Regions from separate parts of the Homo sapiens genome. Here region 2 is linked to region 1. Evidence: read pairs that join two places in POLR2A ChIA-PET (ENCODE). Cell type or tissue: K562. All regions are shown on one strand. Links, peaks and the distances in the headings refer to the core of each region. The heading gives the core; the rest is flanking DNA.

Evidence for each region. Peaks named below come from ENCODE experiments on the same cell type or tissue, not always from the same donor. Only the 100,000 strongest peaks of a DNase experiment are listed, where the experiment ranks them.
Region 2: POLR2A ChIA-PET joins it to region 1 with 7 read pairs; 1 of 35 experiments calls an interaction of 5 or more read pairs at or near these places.

What each region holds. Positions count from the first base shown.
Region 1 is chr9:136,699,547-136,703,866 of GRCh38, forward strand. No RefSeq gene overlaps it. Among named protein-coding and RNA genes, the nearest start is that of DIPK1B, 11 kb to the right of the region's middle. RefSeq lists enhancers at 1,624-1,783, 1,824-1,873. In K562, for the core only: no CTCF peak of the experiment used is centred there; a DNase peak (open chromatin) is centred at 1,679.
Region 2 is chr9:135,478,559-135,482,995 of GRCh38, forward strand. PPP1R26 (protein phosphatase 1 regulatory subunit 26) reads left to right here and starts at 1,224. Exons shown (of 4, transcript NM_014811.5): 1 at 1,224-1,464; 2 at 4,125-4,257. RefSeq lists silencers at 1,746-1,805, 1,816-1,865. In K562, for the core only: a CTCF peak has its summit at 365; DNase peaks (open chromatin) are centred at 583, 1,293, 1,853 and 2,183; H3K4me3 peaks cover 2,393 bases.

The DNA.
Region 1 (4,320 bases), core at 37-4,036:
TTATTTTTGCTTACCTGTATTTTTTTTTTTGAGATGGAGTCTCCCTGTGTTGCCCAGGCTGGAGTGCAATGGTGTGATCTCGGCTCACTGCAGCCTCCGCCTCTGGGTTCAAGCGATTCTCCTGCCTCAGCTTCCCGAGTAGCTGGAATTACAGATGCCCATCACCATGCCCAGCTAATTTTTGTATTTTTAGTAGAGACGGGGTTTCACCATGTTTGCCAGGCTATTCGCGAACTCCTGACCTCAAGTGATCCGCCCGCTTCAGCCTCCCAAAGTGCTGTGATTACAGGCGTGAGCCACCGCACCCAGCCCTTACCTATATTTTTTTATTGAAGTGAAATTCATGTAACATAAAATTATTCTAAAGTGTACAATTTGGCCGGGCACAGTGGCTCATGCCTGTAATCCTGACACCTTGAGAGGCTGAGGTGGGCAGATCACCTGAGATCAGGAGTTCGAGACCAGCCTGGCCAACATGGTAAAACACTGTCTCTACTAAAAATACAAAAATTAGCTGGGTGTGGTGGCGCATGCCTGTAATCCCAGCTACCTGGGAGGCCGAGGCGGGAGAATCACGTGAACCCAGGAGGCGGAAGTTGCAGTGAGCCAAGATGGTACCATTGCACTCCAGCCTGGGCAACAGAGTGAGACTCCATCTCAAAAAAAAAAAAAAGTGTATAATTTAGCACTTTCAGTTTTTTGCAACGCCTCCAATGTTTTGCAACCATCACCTCCAGAACATTTTCATCCCCCCAAAGGGAAACGCCTTCCCCATAGGCACTCGCTCCCCACTGCTCCCTCCCCCAGCCCATGGCAACCACTCATCTTCGTGTGTCTGTGGATTTGCCCGTTCTGGAAATTTCATAGAAGCGGAATCAGGACCATGTGGACCTTTGTGCCTGGATTCTTTCACTCAGCATGACAGCTTCACGACTCACCCACATAGCCTGGGCCAGAACTTCATTCCTCTGGCCGGGCACAGGGCCTCACGCCTGGAATCCCGGCACTTTGGGAGGCGAGATGGGGGAGGATCACTTGAGGCCAGGAGTTTGAGACCAGCCTGGACAGCATAGTGAGATCCCATCTCTACTAAAAATAAAACGTTAGCTGGGCGTGGTGGTACATGCCTGTAATCCCAGCTACTCGGGAGGCTGTGGCACGAGAATTGCTTGAACCCGGGAGATGGAGGTTGCAGTGAGCCGAGATCGCACCACTGCACTGCAGCCTGGAGGATACAGCAAGACTGTGTCTCCAAAAAAAAAAAAAAAATCAGCCAGGTGTGCTGGCAGGTGCCTGTAATCCCAGCTACTCGGGAGGCTGAGGCACGAGAATCGCTTGAACCTGGGAGGTGGAGGTTGCACTGGGCCAAGGTTGCCCCACTGCACTCCATCCTGGGAGACAGAGCGAGACTCCACCTCAAAAAAAAAAAAAAAAAGCTCATGCTGTCTACAGGGAAAGCCCCTACTGGAGACAGCTGCGCTTGAGTGAGTGGGACTACAGTGCCAACGCTAGGGCTTATTGTGTTGACTGTGGGGTCACCGCGGTTGCCACGTTCCGAGGACACGGTCACTTCCTCGACCGCCTGTCCTGCCTCAGATGAACCTGCATATTTTACAATGAACGTTCAAGACGTCGGTGATAAGGACATGAACAACAGCGACAAGGGCTGTTTTAGAGGAACCCGCCTGAGGTTCCCGGCCCCAGCCTCTCGAAGGACGCAGCTCTGTGCTCAGCCCTGCCTCCCTTGTCTCTCCACCCCCACCTTCCTGTGTGCTTCAGCCCACCTGGGACATCCGAATTTTCTCCAGGAGGAGCGGCAGGTACTAGGGTGATGACAGTTATGAACACGAGTCACAGCCCCGCTCGGTGGGATGGCCTCCTGTGTTCCCTGTGACTCGGACGCTGAACGTTGCTCACACGTTGACAGCATGGAGACGGTTTCACCGTCTGCTACTTTCGAGTTTATTGTGGTGTCTCTCTGCGTCACCCTCATTTTGAGCAGCTGTGGAGGATCCGGGGGCCCCAGCGCCCGCAGGATTCAGGTTTGTCTCCGCCGGCCAGGACATCCTCACAAAGCAGACGTTTCCTCCCCACGGGTCTGGAGGCTGGGGGTGGGGGCGCCCCGTGGTCCGGCTCTGGTGAGGGTCCTCTTCCTGGCAGATCCTGGGAACCCGCCTGAGGTTCCCAGCCCTGGCCTCTCTAAGGATCCAGCCCTTTTCCCCGTTCTCAGCCCTGCCTCCCTTCTCTAGTGCCTTCTTGCTGCGTCCTGACGCGAGGGTGGGATAAGGAATAAGGGGAGGGCACCTGTGCCCTTTCTACTAAGGCCCACCCTCATGACCTCATCCACCCCCAGGCACCTCCCATAGGCTACATCGTCAATACCCTCTCCTTGCAGGTTAGGGCTTCCAGGAAGGAATTTAGTGGGGACACGATTCAGTCCCCCCACTTACACCTTTGCAAATAGCAAGAGAGGGCTGGATATGGTGGCTCACGTCTGTAATCCCAGCACTTTCGGAGGCCAAGGCGGGTGGACCACCTGAGGTCAGGGGTTCGAGACCAGCCTGGCCAACATGGTGAAACTCCATCTCTACTAAAAATACAAAAAATTAGCCGGGCATGGTGGTGCGCGCCTGTAGTCCCAGCTACTCAGGAGGCTGAGGCAGGAGAATTGCTTGAACCTGGGAGGTGGAGGTTGCAGTGAGCCGAGATCGTGCCACTGCACTCCAGCCTGGGTGACAAAAGTGAAACTCTGTCTCGGATAAAAAAAAAAAAAATAGCAAGAGAGGTTCAATCACCTATACATGGAAGGAACACAGGGAGATTGACACACACACACACACACGCACGCGGGCACACACCCATGTGCACACACACACACAGAGCTAAATGACAAAAATGAAAATGGTACCACACTGCACGTGCTGCCCTGCACCTTGATTTTGATACTGCAGTGGGTTAAATGGTGCCCCCCAAAAGATAAGTCCCCCTGGAATGTGTAAATGTAACTTTCTGTGGAAATGGGGTCTTTACAGCTGTAATTAGGTTAAAGACCTCGAGTGAGATCAATTTTGCCTTTTTTTTTTTTTTTTTTTTTTTGAGATGGAGTCTCACTCTGTCACCCAGGCTGGAGTAAAATGGCGCGATCTCGGCTCTCTGCAACCTCCGTCTCCCCGGTTCCCGCGATTCTCCTGCCTCGGCCTCCCGAGTAGCTGGGATTATAGGCGCCCACCACCACACCCAGCTAATATTTGTATTTTTAGTAGAGATGGGTTTTCACCATGTTGGCCAGGCTGGTCTCAAACTCTTGACCTCAGGTGATCTGCCCGCCTCGGCCTCCCAAAGTGCTGGGATTACAGGTGTGAGCCACTGCACCTGTATAGTTCAAGATAGTTTTACAAGATGGAAAAGTTCTGGAGCCAGATGGCAGTGAGGGCTGTACAACAATGTGAACATACCTAATGTCACTGACTGTGTGCTTAAAAATGATTTAGAGGGCCGGGCGCGGTGGCTCACGCCTGTAACCCCAGCACTCTGGGAGGCCAAGGCGGGTGGATCACCTGAGGTCAGGAGTTCGAGACCAGCCTGGCCAACAAGGTGAAATCCCATCTCTACTAAAACTACAAAAAATTAGCTGGGCCTGGTGGCAGATGCCTGTAATCCCAGCTACTCGGGAGGCTGAGGCAGGAGAATTGCTTGAACCAGGGAGGCGGAGGTTGCGGTGAGCCGAGATCACACCACAGCACTCCAATCTGGGCGACAAGAGCGAGACTCTGTCTCAAAAGAAAGAAAGAGAGAAAGAAAAGATGTGTCTCTGCGAGCAGAAGGTCTTGCCGCTCTGACAGTCACAGATGTGTAGGTCTCCTGACCGCAGCTGCACTCCCACCGAGGGCAGAAACTAGGAAGTCCTTGGAGCTTTGGTTCCCTTGACAGATGGGGGTGGAGCCCCCAGTGTTATTAAGGAGGCATGGCCCAGCTGCTCCTGCACCTTTCCAGCCAACTCTAGATCTGTCCTGGGGGCACAGTGAAAGGTCTCTGAAGTCTGTGGCATGTCCTGCTGCTCTAAGGGGGGCTCTGGCCCATTTCAGGAGGTTTTGCTGACAGACAAACTCACAGGAAGCCACAGTTGAGACACGGGGTTTGCAGTCCTGGTGAAGGGAAAGTGACTGTCCTAGTCAGCTTTGACAAAACACCACAAGCCAGGTGGCTTACAAACAATGGAAATGCATTTCTCACAGTGATGGAGGCCAGAAAGTCCAATATCGAGGTGCAGGCAGATTCCGTGTCTGGTGAGCGCCCGCCTCCTGATAGACGTCACGTGGT
Region 2 (4,437 bases), core at 247-4,246, 1.2 Mb before region 1:
TGCCAAAACCTTAACAGCCCATGTCTCTGGGAAGTCACCTTATTAATTAGATCATCTCCCCAAAGTTTGGTAATGAAAGAGTATTATTTCATGAGAAAAAAAAAATTGCTTTTTGAAAAAATTCACGAAGGCATTAAAACAATTCTTTAATGGGTTTCCTGACCCAAAACTGGCCCTCCAGCTTCCCAGGCTGGCATGACTAGAAGCACCCCTCCAAGGCAAGTCTCTGATTTTGATCCTATCAAATCTCTGACACTTTCTAGACAGGAACCGAACCCACAAATTCATCTCCCAGACACGTGTGGATCAGGGCCCAGGGGGCTTACAGAAGCAGCGCGGTGCCCCTGCGCACCATCTGCCCCTTCCACGAGTGGGCGCTGAGGGAGGATCCAGTCGGGTCTGCCCGTTCCCCGCCGCCCGGGGATGCTGAGCACACCCGGGCCACCGCCAGCCTCGGGCACACACCCTGGACCTTTTATAAAACAAAACTGGGAAGACTTTCAAGGTCACATGGTCAGTGCACAGCAGAAGCAGAAACAGCAGCGGCCTCAAGGTCCGGGGCAGTTCCTAGAAACTGTTCCCTCCCCCGAACCTGGCGGCAGGTGTGCTCGAGGAGCCGCCGCCCCGGGCAGGTCGTGCGTCCACTCCCCGCCGCAAGCTCGGGTGGGGCAGCCGCGGGGACACGCGGGGGCCGCCCCCGACCCCGGCCCAAGGCTGTGGGGCTGGAGGGGCGGGCGGGCCGGTCTCAGCCCGGAGCCCCGCGTGAACTTCGGGGAGGAACTCGGTTGGCGCCGGGGCCCCGCACGCTCCCTTCCCGCGGCTCCGAGCGCTTTCCCACGGCCACGCCCCCCGCGCCCAGAACTTCCCGGCGACCCCGCGCCCCCTGCGCGCCCCCCGGAGGTGGCCGCGGTACGGGAGGCGGGCAGCACGGGGCTCGGCCCGGCCCAAGCGCCTTCGCCCCGCACCCCGCGGAGGGGGCCGCGTCCGAACCGGGCGGGGCGGGGCGGGGGCGTCCCCGGGGCGCGGGCGCGGCGGCAGGTGGGCGCGCTCTCGCGGGCGGGGGTCCGGCCGGGCCGCGCGCCTCCCCCGGAACTCGGCCGTGCCATTCCCATGATGCCCAGCCACGGGCACGGCTTCCGGAGTGCGGCCGCCGCCGCCACCGTCCGGTAGGTCGCGGGGAGGGGGCGGCTTGGGGGGGTCGCCCCGCCCCCCGCCCCGCCCCTCCCCTCCCGCGCTTCCCACGGCGCGGCCCGGGCGCGGGGCGGCGGCAGCGGCGGCGCGCGGGGAGGCGGGGAGGCGGGGGGCCCGGCCGGACGCCCCTGCGCCCCCTCCCCGCGCCCCGGCCGAGGGCGGAGCGCGCTGGCCCTGCAGCCTCCGGCCCGCCCCCGGCCCGCCGCCTCCCCCGGGACGTGGGACGCGGGCGCAGGCGGGGTCCGCGCGGCGGGCGGCGGGGGACGGGCGGAGGTGAGCGGGTGCAGGGCCGGGGCCGGGGGGCTCGGGGGCTGGGAAGCTGGGGGGTCGGGGACAGGAGGGCCAGCCAGGCCGGGGCCGGCGCGCCGTGCAGGCCGCGGCGGGCGGGCGGCGGGGGCTCCCCGAGGCAGGCGGACGGGGATCGGCGCCGGGGCTGCTCCGTTCCCCGGGCGGGGATCCTGTCTCTGGCCTCCGTGCGACTCTCGGCCCGCGCGCCCCGCGCTCCTGGAGCCCCAGGTGAGGCGCAGGTGAGGGCCCGCGGTGGGGAGCTTTGGCCCGGCCCGGGGCGGCCGCTGCCCTCCGAGAATGGCCGCGGCCCGGCCGGCCTGGAGACTGCGGTTCACGCCCTGCGCCAGGCGGAGCTTCCGGGAGGGTGGCCGCTCTCCCGGGCCCCAAGCTCGCTAGTCCTCGGATCCCAGAAACATAACTCCGGGGGTGCAGACCTGCTTGGAGGCCCGGCCTCTTCCCTGGGAGGCGTTCACTCCCGCCGGGCCGAGGACCAGGTCGCCGATCCCAGCGGCTAGGGTGAGCGCGCCCTCGGGGAGGGGAGCTCCCTTGGGGGACCCTGCCCAGCCCGCAGGCCGTGAGTAGCCCAAGCTTGGGAGTCAGGGGAGGTCGGGCCGGGGCAGCCGGGAGGGGCTCACCTTGCCTTCAGTTCCCAAGCACAGGAAATGGCGGTGCAGCTTTGCTGGGGGACGCTTGTAGTGAGGTTGTAAAATTGCAGCTTCTGGAAGGCTGGGAGCTGAATTCTAGCCCACGCCCACTTCTGGGTGGCTGGAGCGGGTCCTCCTGCTGCCCCGCCCGCTCCTGCACCGGGGCTCCTCTCCCTGGCCTGCAGACCCTGGCCTCCCTACCCTGGGGGGAAACCCCACCTGGGAGGTAAGACCGCTGGCTGAGCTGCTTTTCGGCCAACCGAGAAATGTAGAGTATTTGGGGGCGTTTCTCACAGGTGGGCAGACTGTTAGGATGGCGAGGGCCCAGTGTGGGTGCTTTGGTTCTCTCCAGAAGGTTGATGTCTGGACCGAGAAGGTACCCGAGTGTTCTCCACCGCTTCCTAAAATCTGACACCGTGTGGCCTTGGGGTGCAGGTGCTGGGTGTCCCCACAGCCACCCTCAAGACCGTATCCTGAGGCAGCAATTTGACAAAGCCTGCACCTCTGGCTTGGGCCCACACCTATCTCTAAGGACTGATTAGGGGGCTTTTCTTGTTTTTTTTTTTTTTTTTTTTTTAGAGCCAGAGTCTCGCTTTGTCGCCCAGGCTGGAGTGCAATGGCTGATCTCGGCTCACTGTAATCTCCGCCTCCCTGGTTCAAGCGATTCTCGTGCCTCAGCCCCTGGAGTAGCTGGAACTACAGACGTGGGCTCCCACGCCCAGCTAATTTATGTGTTTTTAGTAGAGATGGGGTTTCGCCATGTTGGCCAGGCTGGTCTCGAACTCCTGGCCTCAAGTGATCCACCTGCCTCCACCTCCCAGAGTGCTGGGATTACAGGTGTGAGCCACTATCCCCGACCCAGGGGGCTTTTCAAGAATGATTCATCTCGCATAATGTTTTAAAGCCACAAGCTGTCCTGGGGAGACGACCCCCCTCGATTTTTTTTTTTCTTTCTGAGATGGAGTCTCGTTCTGTCTCCTAGGCTGGAGTGCAGTGGCGCGATCTCGGCTCACTGCAACCTCTGCCTCCTGGGTTCAAGCAATTCTCCTGTCTCAGCCTCCCCAGTAGCTGGGATTACGGGCACACGCCACCACGCCCAGCTAATTTTTGTATTTTTAGCAGAGGAGGGGTTTCACCATATTGGCCAGGCTGGTCTCAAACTCCTGACCTCAGGTGATCCACCTGCCTCAGCCTCCCAAAGTGCTGGGATTACAGGCGTCAGCCACTGCACCTGGCCAGATTTTTTAATACCATTCTTGAACTAGGTGATTTGACAACTTAGAAAACTGTTCACTGGGTGTCCAGGCCTTCTCTGCAACCAGTCAGAAGCTGTAAATGTGGCTAGTGGAGAACAGACTATTTCCCCAGGAAAACTCCCCTCCCCGACCTTGTCATCTAGTGTAAAGACACTGACTTGGGCCGGTTTTCTTAAGGTAGTATTTAAGGTAGTATTCTTAAGGTAGTATTGCTGTTTAAGGAGTCAATAGTCTTAATTTAGACGCTCCTCAGCCCAAGGCTAATGCAAATGTTTTGTCATTTATGTCATTTTGCAGAGGCAATTTGAATAACACCTACAGTAAGGCAGGCGTGGGTTTGCTAGCCAGTGAAAGAGCTCCTCTCGCATTGTTGGTCCCCCAGTGCTCTGTGTCAGTGGGGAATCTCTCCAGAAGGTGACTTTATGGGGGATGTCATGGGCTGCAGTGGGTGGCCAGAATTTGAGAACTAGCAGATAACGTCACATACGTGCCCCATCCCCATCACTTCAGCCAGCATCAGATCTGCTGTCCAGGATAGCTATACATTACTTGTGGTTAAATGTATTTGTCTTAATACATTAAGTTAAATATATTTGTACTTGTGGTTAAATGTCTTAGAGTAAGTTCCTTCAAAAGTTAATTTTGAGCCCTTAAGTTAATGATATTTCTTTCCAAAAAAAAAAAATTTATCAACTGTAGCTTCAGCCTGTAATTAGATGCCTCTGATTCTCTTTGATTCTGGTAGTCAAAAGTCTATTGAAAAAGCAGAGAGAGAATGCCTCGGTGTGTAAGTGGAGTGATGAGGACCTGATCTCTGGGCCGTGTGGGAACACTGGCTGCCATTTCATCACAGTCAACCTGGACTCACAGAATTTCAAGTAATTTCAAGTAATTCTTGTATTTTAGTTTCCCTTGTAGGGCACAAATTGGTGCTAGCAAATGACTTACTTCTGAATCTGTCTCACCCCCTGGTTAATTGCTGGTTACCCCTTTTGGGCTCACCTGTGTGTAGGTGGCCAGGCTCACCTTTTGTTTCTTTTTCTTTCTTTCTTTTTTTT